Regions from separate parts of the Homo sapiens genome. Here regions 1 and 2 are each linked to region 3. A link is a contact called in ENCODE Hi-C or POLR2A ChIA-PET data. All regions are on one chromosome and are shown on one strand. Each heading gives the region's core, a stretch centred on a gene start or an enhancer-like site at or near the end of the contact. The rest is flanking DNA. Distances are from core to core; before and after follow the strand shown.

The links. Hi-C counts contacts between places; a loop is a spot of excess contacts on that map. ChIA-PET counts read pairs that join two places held with the same protein, here RNA polymerase II (POLR2A). Pooled maps may share reads with other maps.
Region 1: a loop to region 3 is called in a pooled map, with 3 times the contacts of the local background. The contact joins the promoter of ZFP90 here to the promoter of ESRP2 in region 3. A Hi-C loop is called at or near these places in 1 of 168 maps with a recorded cell type or tissue (naive thymus-derived CD4-positive, alpha-beta T cell), 1 of 37 single-sample maps with no recorded cell type and 7 of 50 pooled maps. POLR2A ChIA-PET finds 5 or more read pairs at or near these places in 2 of 52 experiments (BJ and MCF 10A).
Region 2: a map of ascending aorta shows a loop between it and region 3 (3-fold over the local background). The contact joins the promoter of SLC12A4 here to the promoter of ESRP2 in region 3. A Hi-C loop is called at or near these places in 5 of 168 maps with a recorded cell type or tissue (B cell, IMR-90, MCF 10A and 2 more), 12 of 37 single-sample maps with no recorded cell type and 12 of 50 pooled maps. POLR2A ChIA-PET finds 5 or more read pairs at or near these places in 9 of 52 experiments (A673, Caco-2, GM12878 and 6 more).

The regions. Positions count from the first base shown.
Region 1 is chr16:68,537,662-68,540,696 of GRCh38, reverse strand. It overlaps ZFP90 (ZFP90 zinc finger protein), which reads right to left and starts at 1,406. Exons shown (of 5, transcript NM_001305203.2): 1 at 1,218-1,406; 2 at 872-939. The coding sequence starts at 904.
Region 2 is chr16:67,967,163-67,970,163 of GRCh38, reverse strand. SLC12A4 (solute carrier family 12 member 4) reads left to right here and starts at 1,527. Exons shown (of 24, transcript NM_005072.5): 1 at 1,527-1,725. The coding sequence starts at 1,611. RefSeq lists silencers at 1,275-1,604, 1,735-2,064, 2,575-2,634.
Region 3 is chr16:68,234,677-68,237,497 of GRCh38, reverse strand. It overlaps ESRP2 (epithelial splicing regulatory protein 2), which reads left to right and starts at 1,371. Exons shown (of 15, transcript NM_024939.3): 1 at 1,371-1,650; 2 at 1,736-1,864. The coding sequence starts at 1,453. RefSeq lists enhancers at 1-583, 584-1,172 and a silencer at 1,194-1,423.

The DNA of each region.
Region 1 (3,035 bases), core at 157-2,656, 300 kb before region 3:
CCTGGCAACTTGGTATTTTTATTTGAATTGATCTTGATGTCTCACACACCTAGCAACTACAATCTGTCATTTTCCCTTAATTCTAAAGAGAATGTAGATTCAAAGATACAGATACCATCTGGATCTTGATGTATTTTCACCAATATGTAAATCAATGGATAACCTTAGAGTTGTGACGCTTCTAGAAAATGCCCCCTCTGCCACAAGAATAAATGGGTTCACGAATCAGCCTCACATTAAGGTGAAGGCTGGACTTCTGGCGGTGGGGAGTGAGTTGCTCTATTACATTTTTGTTAAAGCAGAAAAGGACAGACACAAAAAGCTCTGGGAGAATCAGCCCTGGTTTTATTTTTGGTTGTTTTTTATTTTGTTTTGTTTTTGCCTCCTTGCCCAAGAAAGCCCATCTCCAGCCTCTTCCTAGACATGTTCTAACCAGGCTTCTACGGCCCCTTACGGACTCTCTATGGGCCCTGGGTCAGAAGCTGGGGCTCCTCTCTCCACACTTGCCGACAGTCACTTCCTCCTCTACAGTGTTCCATCCTGTGACCCCACTCTCTCCATTTCTTATTGACAAGAGTTCAAAAAACTGGCGTGGCATTCAGGACTCTCAAAACTGACACTTCCCAACGCATCCAATCTCAACTCCTCCCACAAGATCGCACCACACTGGCCCTCTCTACCCCACAGAGCAGCCTCCCCTTTGGGAATCCAGCTCCCCAAAGCCTGGGGTTTTCCATGGCCAGGAGGCTCCGATCGAGCCAAGCAAGTAAGGGAGTCGCCAGGCAGAGAACAATGACTGCTCCAAACACCCTTGGGAGATGGGATGGATAGATGGATGGGATGCCCAGGAGGTTAGGAACGCGTTGCTCACCTGGGGCGCGGCGGTCGGAGGCCTCGGGGCCATTCCTGCCTCGCCAGGGCCCGGCTCCGGGGCAGGAGCTGGGGAGAAAGGACAGGGCCCACTCACCCCGCTGCAACACCGACCCCACCCCGCCCCGCCCCGCCCCACCTCCGCCCCTAAACCACATCTCCAGGGGAGATGGTGGCGAGGACCGTGGAACCAGCCCGGGCCTGCCGCTCCCCATCCCCGAAATGAAAGGCTCAGCGGCCTCCCGGACACCCCCCTCCGGCCACGCCCAGTCCCCTTCGCAGGGTGGTGGGCGAGGCCCGGCTGACACCCGCCAAACCCAGGAGGGGTCCCGCCCAGACCCGCGCACTCAGAATCACCGCCTCTGGGGGGCTCCGGATTTCGCGACCTCCGGCCCACCCAGAGCCTCGGGCAGCTCCTCCCGCCCCCGCCGAAGCCTCGGTTATCTCCAATTCTGATCTGCGGAGGGGCTGCCCAAAGGGGCCTCAGCCGCACCGGGGTCGGACAATGGCCGCAGCGGTGGGGCAGAACTGGAAGTGCGCCTGCGCACTCGGAGCCTCGCTCCTGCAACCCCGGGTCCACGCCGGGCGCGCGAACTACACTTCCCAGAGGCCCGCGCGCGCAGGCCCCGCCTAGGCGGCTTCCGAAGGCGCGTTAGGGACCCTTGCGAGGGCCGAGGGAGGCGGCCAGTGTGGCTCGAGTGTGCGTGTCCCTGTATTCCAGTCACTGTCCGCCTCCTCTTTGCAAGGGGCTTGTTGCTAGCTGGGGAATCGGCCGGGAAAGACCCTGGTTTCGGGGAGCAATCGTACGCCCCTTTCGACGAGGCTGACGATAAAAACGCAAACATGTCAACAAGATAATGTCAGGTCCTGACTTCAGCGGTAAGAGTGACACAGGAAGGGAGTGAGACAGCGTCAGAGGGTGGGGCATTTACATCTTCTTCAAAAGGCAATTTTCCATTTCTCATTTTAGAGAAAAAAGAAACTTCGGACAAATCCGTGGCCTCCTGAGCAATGTGCAAAGGCAGATCTACTGCCGTGTTATTTCATTACTTCGTATCCCCTTACGCAGGATTTTGTTTGGGACAAGCAAACAATGATGGAAATTTTCTTTTTTTTTTTTGAGACACAGTTTCGCTCTTGTTGCCTAGGTTGGAGTGCAATGGCGCGATTTTGGCTCACCGCAGCCTCCGCCTCCTGGGTTCAAGCGATTCTCCCGCCTCAGCCTCCCGAGTAGCTGGGATTACAGGCATGCGATGCGTCACCAGGCCCGTCTAATTTTGTATATTTAGTAGAGACAGGTTTTCTCCATGTTGGTCATGCTGGTCTCGAACTCGCCTCGGCCTCCCAAAGTGCTGGGATTACAGGCATGGGCAACCGCGCCCGGCCCGATGGAAATTTTCAACACAAAGATAGGTCAACTTTTAGATACAGCTATTACGTTTATGTAATTATGTCTTATATATCACAGACATTCAGGCTACATTTCCTAGATTTCAGCTTGATTTCTTAACATTAGAGCATTGCATACCAACATGGTAGAAAATGACTGCAACGAAATGTTCCTGATGTCACACTGCTTTATCAAAAATATGAACATTCAAAAATAAATGCTTTATGCCGGGTGCGGTGGCTCAAGCCTGTGATCCCAGCACTTTGGGAGGCTGAGGCTGGCGGATCACCTGAGGTCAGGAGTTCGAGACCAGCCTGACCAACATGGAGATAGCTCGTCTCTACTAAAAATACAAAATTAGCCAGGCTTGGTGGCGCATGCCTGTAATCCCAGCTACTCAGAAAGCTGAGGCAGGAGAATCGCTTGAATCTGGGAGGCAGAGGTTGTGGTGAGCCGAGATTGCACCATTGCACTCCAACCTGGGCAACAACAGCAAAACTCCATCTCAAAAAAAACAAAACAAAAAAGGGAGAAAATTTCCATCACTGTTGGCTTGTCCCAAACACAAAATCCTGCGCAAGGGGCTAACAAGTAATGAAATAACACGTCAATAGCACAGGGAGGCTGAGGAGGGAGGAGCCCAGGAATTAAAAGACCAGCTTGGGCAACATGGCAAAACCCTGTCTCTACAAAAAATACAAACATTAACTGGTTGCAATAGTGTGCGCCTGTGGTCCCAGCTACTTGGGAGGCTGAGGTGGGAAGATCGTTTGAA
Region 2 (3,001 bases), core at 278-2,777, 270 kb after region 3:
CCCAACTAGCTGGGATTACAAGCACCCGCCACCACGCCCAGCTAATTTTTTTGTATTTTTAGTAGAGACGGGGTTTCACTATTTGACCACGCTGGTCTCAAACTCCTGACCTCAGGTGATCCTCCCGCCTCAGCCTCCCAAAGTGTTGGGATTACCGGCGTGAGCCACCGCGCCAGGCCTGGATCAGGAATTTGATAAGTGAGGGTAGGGACAGAGGCTAGGTAGATGTCCCCCAGAGTGAACAGTGGGTGATGCCCAGAAACTATAGGTCTCAGGTGAGAGAGAGAGATTTGAAGGGCTGAGGCTGCGAGGTGGGTGGCGAGGGATGCGCCTGCAGAGGTCGGGGTCCGGCCGCATTGGGCAGGGCCTTATGGGCCCGGAGCTAGTAGGATTTTCCTTCAGAAGAGGCGGCTCTACGTGAGCAGGGGCGAGGGCAGGGAGTCCAGTAGGAAGGCCGCTACTGTGGGCGGCCGAAGGTGGCGTGAGGGGCGGGGGGGTCAGGTCGGCGGGCCCGCTGCGGGGGCCCTGGGGGAGGGGTCAGAGGGTGGTAAGCTCGGGGGTCGTCTTGCGGGGCCCAGCGGCTCTGATTCCGTACCCCCCACCCCAAGGGCTGGAGGCTGGCAGTAGGCGTAGTCAGAGGACGCCACCCGAGCCACGCGAGGGAGAAGAGTGGAGATAGACAAGTAAGATGGGCTCTGGGGTTTTCTGATAGAGAAAAAAATAGTAAAGCCAGCTAGATAAGTAATCTGAAGCAGTGGAGAAGAAAGTGAAAGAAACGTTAAAAGCAAATAAGTAAACGGCTTGGATAGAGGAACACCCAGGAGGCGAGATAGAGAAAGTTAAAATGAAGGGACTTGGCTACAGCACCCAGTGCACTGTCCCAAAAAGGCAAGCGAGGCAAGCGGGGCGGGGAAGGGTGGGTGTGCGTGTTCTTCCTGCGGAGGACGCAGCAGCCCCTGGGGAGGGACCGAGAATCCCCAGCTGCCTCCAACAGGAGAGGCTGCAGCTAGAGGGCCCAGGGCTGGGACGGGACCTTCGCGGGGGTCTGGTTCCCAGGGTCGCGGAGAAATGGGATGCAGACGCTGGAAATGGGAAGGAGGTATACGGGGTTGGTGGGAGGCCCTGGGCAGGTGGCTTCTGCAGTCCTGGGCCGGTCCGGCCTACCCTGCCCCGTCCCTAAGTAACAGAGCGCTTCGTAAGCCCAGGGCGCAGAGCCAGGACACTCCGCGACCCATCTCACGGAGCCCTAAAACAACCCCGAGGTGGAAGTGTGTTTCCCCCATTTTACAAATGTTGCATCTGGGGCTCAGAGAGGGCGGCCTCTCACCCGAGGTCACACAGGAATCGGGCCCGCCCCCAGGCCGTGGAGCCACTAGGAGTGCTCCCGCCCAGGGGTCTTCCCGCCACCAGGGCCCCCGCTCTGGGAGGAGCCGGCCGAGCCCCTCCCGCTCTCCGCCCCCGAGGGGCGGCCCGGGGGGCGGGCGGAGGAAGTGAGCGCAGCGGGGAGGAATGCGAGCGGGCGGGGCGTGTCGGCCCGGGGCGGCGGGGACAGCGGCGGGGACAGCGGCGGGCGGCTGGGACGGCGGGTGCGGCGGGGCCGAGCCCGCACGATGCCTCACTTCACCGTGGTGCCAGTGGACGGGCCGAGGCGCGGCGACTATGACAACCTCGAGGGGCTCAGTTGGGTGGACTACGGGGAGCGCGCCGAGCTGGATGACTCGGACGGTGAGGGCGCGTTCTGAGGGGCCGTGGCGGGGCAGCGGGGCCTGCCACCCGGGGCCGCCATCCCGGGCCCGCGCCCGCACCTATCCCGGGACCTTGCGCGCACACGTCGGTGCGGACTCAACTTTTTTTGGACCGCGCCGCTGCCACTGGCTCCCCGCCCTGCGCGCGCAGACACGATTTTCCTCGGCCCCCGGCGCCCGCGCCCGGCCGCTTTCTCCACCCCAGCTCCTCCCCTGTGGGCCCCGGGCGGGGGCTGCAGACGTGGCCGCCCAGGGAGGCCAGCCGGCCGGGCCGCCCGGCTTGGGGACAGGGCCGAGACCCCATCTCAGGCCCTTCCCGGCCCTTCAACTTCGGTGAATCCCACATCCTTTTCTCGCCTCGGTTCCTCATTTGAGATTCAGCGTCTTTGCCTTTGAGACGATCCGCTCCCCAACTGCCCAAACCCCTCCGTGTGCCTCTCTGCGCCTACCTGCACTCTGGCCAGAGTGTGCCTACTGGGGGGTCTATGGGTAACTGCCCGTGAGTGCGCCGGTGTAGATCTGTAGGGACAGTGGGCCTCAGTGAAGCACTCACATGGAGCCGGACGTGTCTAGGCACTTGAAGTGAGTTAACTCGTTTAATCCTCCAGCATCACCCTTGGGATAAGTACTGTTACTCTCATTAGGAAGCAGTGAAGGGAGGGGTGGCGGTTATATAACTTGCCCAGGGGCAGTCAAGCCTGGGTTTGAGATTCCAGCACCTTAACTCTTTAACTTAGGTGCCAGGGCCGAGAGGTAAGCCCCATCTCCCTCCTCCTTCCTCCCAGGTGCCCGCGTCTCTCCACAGCCCTTTCTCTATCTCCTACCCCAGGAGGCCCCCCAGAGGGCTGTTCTTGTTAAGGCCCACCCTCGGAGCACGAACACGGCTGAGGACATGTGTCTGTGTACGTAGTGGCATATGCATGTGTAATTGTGCTTGTACAAGTGTGTAGCTGTGGGTATCACAGGGTGAAGGCTGGTTCAGGTCAGGGCATTCTCACAGCCCCTGTTTCCTGCAGGGTTGACAGTGATGAGGATGGTGATTTGACTGATGATAAATGCCTGTGATATCTGTGACCGATCATGATGGAGATATGTAGGAAGTGTGTGGTTGACACGTGTCAGGTGACGTTGTCTGGACCTCTGATCCATCTGTGATGGTGACACGACTGAGATGATCCATGCCCAATGTGAATGATGGCTATGTGTGTGTATCACTTGACTGCCATGTGCAGAGGTAGCACAGGACAGTGGCATGG
Region 3 (2,821 bases), core at 122-2,621:
GTCGCCGTGTCCGGGCGCGAGTCATTTCCGTCCCGGGCGCCTGTTTCTTTAGCTGCCAAGTGGAGCTACGCTGAGCTCTCTCCCCCCGGGCCTCGCCCCTTTCCCGGGCATGAGCTCTGGTGATGCGCCCGGGTGCCCCGCTCTCTCCATTGTCCAGGGGCCGGGCCGCAGCACCCTCCTTGTCCGAAAGCGCGTGGTGCGGCTCCCGTCTCAGTCTCGAGTCGGGCTAGGCAACCGCGTGACTCAGTTCCCGCCACGCTGGAGCCCCCTCCTTCCTGCTGGATTATTCAGTTTCTCAGTCACTTATTCAGTTTCTCAGTCACCTCCCTGGGAGAGTTTGGGAAAGTAAGGAACGGCCGGGAAACGCGCCATAAAGGAGCCTCACCAAGCTCCACTGGGCAAAGGGAGGAATGGGAGCCCCAAATGCGGGGCTGTCAATTGGGTTGTAGGTGCGGGATGGAAAAGGGAGGATCTGCAGCCCGCATGCGCGCACACACGCTCAACGCTAGCCCCCCATCGGCCAGAGCGCTCGCAATCTCCAGGCAGCTTCTCCACCGTCCAGAAAGGGACGAAAGCAGGCAGGCCCCCACACGTGGGGTAGGAGTGAGGCTCCAGGCCCGTTCTACCCCTCTCAGCCTCGTCTAGGGTGCAGCTCTCTGCGATTTGGGGGGTTCCTTTCCCCAGCATTGAGGCCTGCCCACTCCCAACCCACAACGACCGCGCTCTGGCACTTCTCAGTGCCAGGCTAGCGCTCGGCCCTAGCATCTGCGTGGACAAGCCCTTCCCTGTGATCCCTGGTGACCACCCCACAGCTCTAACAACGCTGATGTTCCCGCCGCCCTCCCCTTTCCCAGGTGACTTCTGGTGATCCCCCTACAGGGTGATACCCGGCAACTCTCACCGCCCCCTTGACCCTTTGACTTCCATCAACCCCAGACCTGCCGTGTTGACCCCCACAGCCCCTAGACTGCCTCCTGGTGACTTCCATACTGGAGAAGGCCTCTGTCTTGCACGCTCCTTTGCAGAGGCCTGACGACCCCTGGGGAAGAGTGGGGGGAGAGCGGAAGAATGGGTTAGCCCCCAAAATCAGGCAGGACCAGCCCTGGAAGTAGGAATCCGGATCCTAAGCGTGCGCCCAGGCCGGGAGCGTGAGCTCTTGCGTCCTGGGTTGAGTTCTGGCGGCCCTCCCCCAAGGTTCCCGGAGCCGCCCCGGTCACGTGGCCGGCGGGGCCGGCAGGTAACTCGCCTGGAGAGGGCGTGGGCCGGTAGCCGCCCCGCCCCGCGGGGCGCCACGGGCGGGTCTTGGCAGCGCCCACTGAGCCAGCCGGGCCGCAGGTGCCGCCCCCGATACACGGTGTCCCGCCCAAGCTGATCCGCGTCTGCGGTCGGTCGGTGCGTGCGTGCGCCTCGTCGGTCCGCGTGTCTGGCCGAGAGCCCCCTTCCTCTGCGGCCATGACTCCGCCGCCGCCGCCGCCCCCTCCCCCGGGCCCTGACCCCGCGGCCGACCCCGCCGCGGACCCCTGCCCCTGGCCCGGATCACTGGTCGTCCTCTTCGGGGCTACGGCGGGTGCGCTGGGACGGGACCTGGGCTCGGACGAGACCGACTTAATCCTCCTAGTTTGGCAAGTGGTTGAGCCGCGGAGCCGCCAGGTAGGGTGGAAAAGAGGCGGTGAGGTCCCCAGGGAGCTTCCGGGGTCGAGGGGCGCGGCTGATCGGTTTCCCCCGCCGCTCACAGGTGGGGACGCTGCACAAATCGCTGGTTCGTGCCGAGGCGGCCGCACTGAGTACGCAGTGCCGCGAGGCGAGCGGCCTGAGCGCCGACAGCCTGGCGCGGGCAGAGCCGCTGGACAAGGTGCTGCAGCAGGTGAGCGCCGGGGTGGGTGGCGGCATGGCCTGGACGTGAGGACATTTCTGGGCGGGATTGGCGGCCGGAGGCTAGGCCTGGCGTGCCGCAACCAACCGGTCCAGGCGGCAGGACTGGGCTCTTGTTTGAAACTTTGAGCGACTCTCGCGTGTGCGTGCCCCTTTCATCCGCGCGTGCCAGCCATTCCCCTGGGCTCCTTACTTTTCAACCATTGCAGGAACCTACTCCTACCGAAGGGATCGGGACGCAGGCTTTGGGATCCATCCCCAGTTCCCGCCCGGGGAGCGAGGCCGAGACGCCTTTGGGAGACCTGCTGGGTCAGGTCTCCCTGAGCCGCAGCCGGAAGCGAAAGGGGTCGAGGGGCCCATATAGGTCACCTGTCCTTGCGGCCCGCGTCTTCGGCCTGCTTGGGAGCTGCTGGAGCGGAGGCGTAGGGCGGTGTCGGCCCTAGAGGTAGACGCCGCCAGGTGTAAACTGCTCGTCTAGGCCTGTCCCGGCCGGCTGGCCAGGCGTGGGCGCTGTCCCGGCCTGGCCTGGGGGACTATCTGCCTGCTGAGTGCAAAGGCCTGGGGTGCCTCCTGCCCTAGCTGAAGTGGGAGGTGGTTTCCATTGCTGTTTTCTTTTCCTTATCTTCACTACGGCGCTCATTCTATGTCTGACTCTTGAGTGTAATTAGTGTAAGTCCTTTTTATACACTCACGTTCTTTCATCTTCCAACAACTCTTGTGGTTCCTGATGAGGAGGCACCACGATGATGATTCCTTGTCTGTTCCAGAAGGGCTCCCGGCCCTTCACTTGGGGAGTTTGCTGGAGGAGAGCTGGGTTGCCTTGCTCTGTCAGCCCCAAGTTGTAAAGTGTCACAGAATTGGCAGGGAGGGTTCGTGGGTCACTGATTAGTGTTTATACTTCTCCAGCAAGGATGGAGGCTGGGGGAGGGCTGGGCAGCCTCAGGAGTGC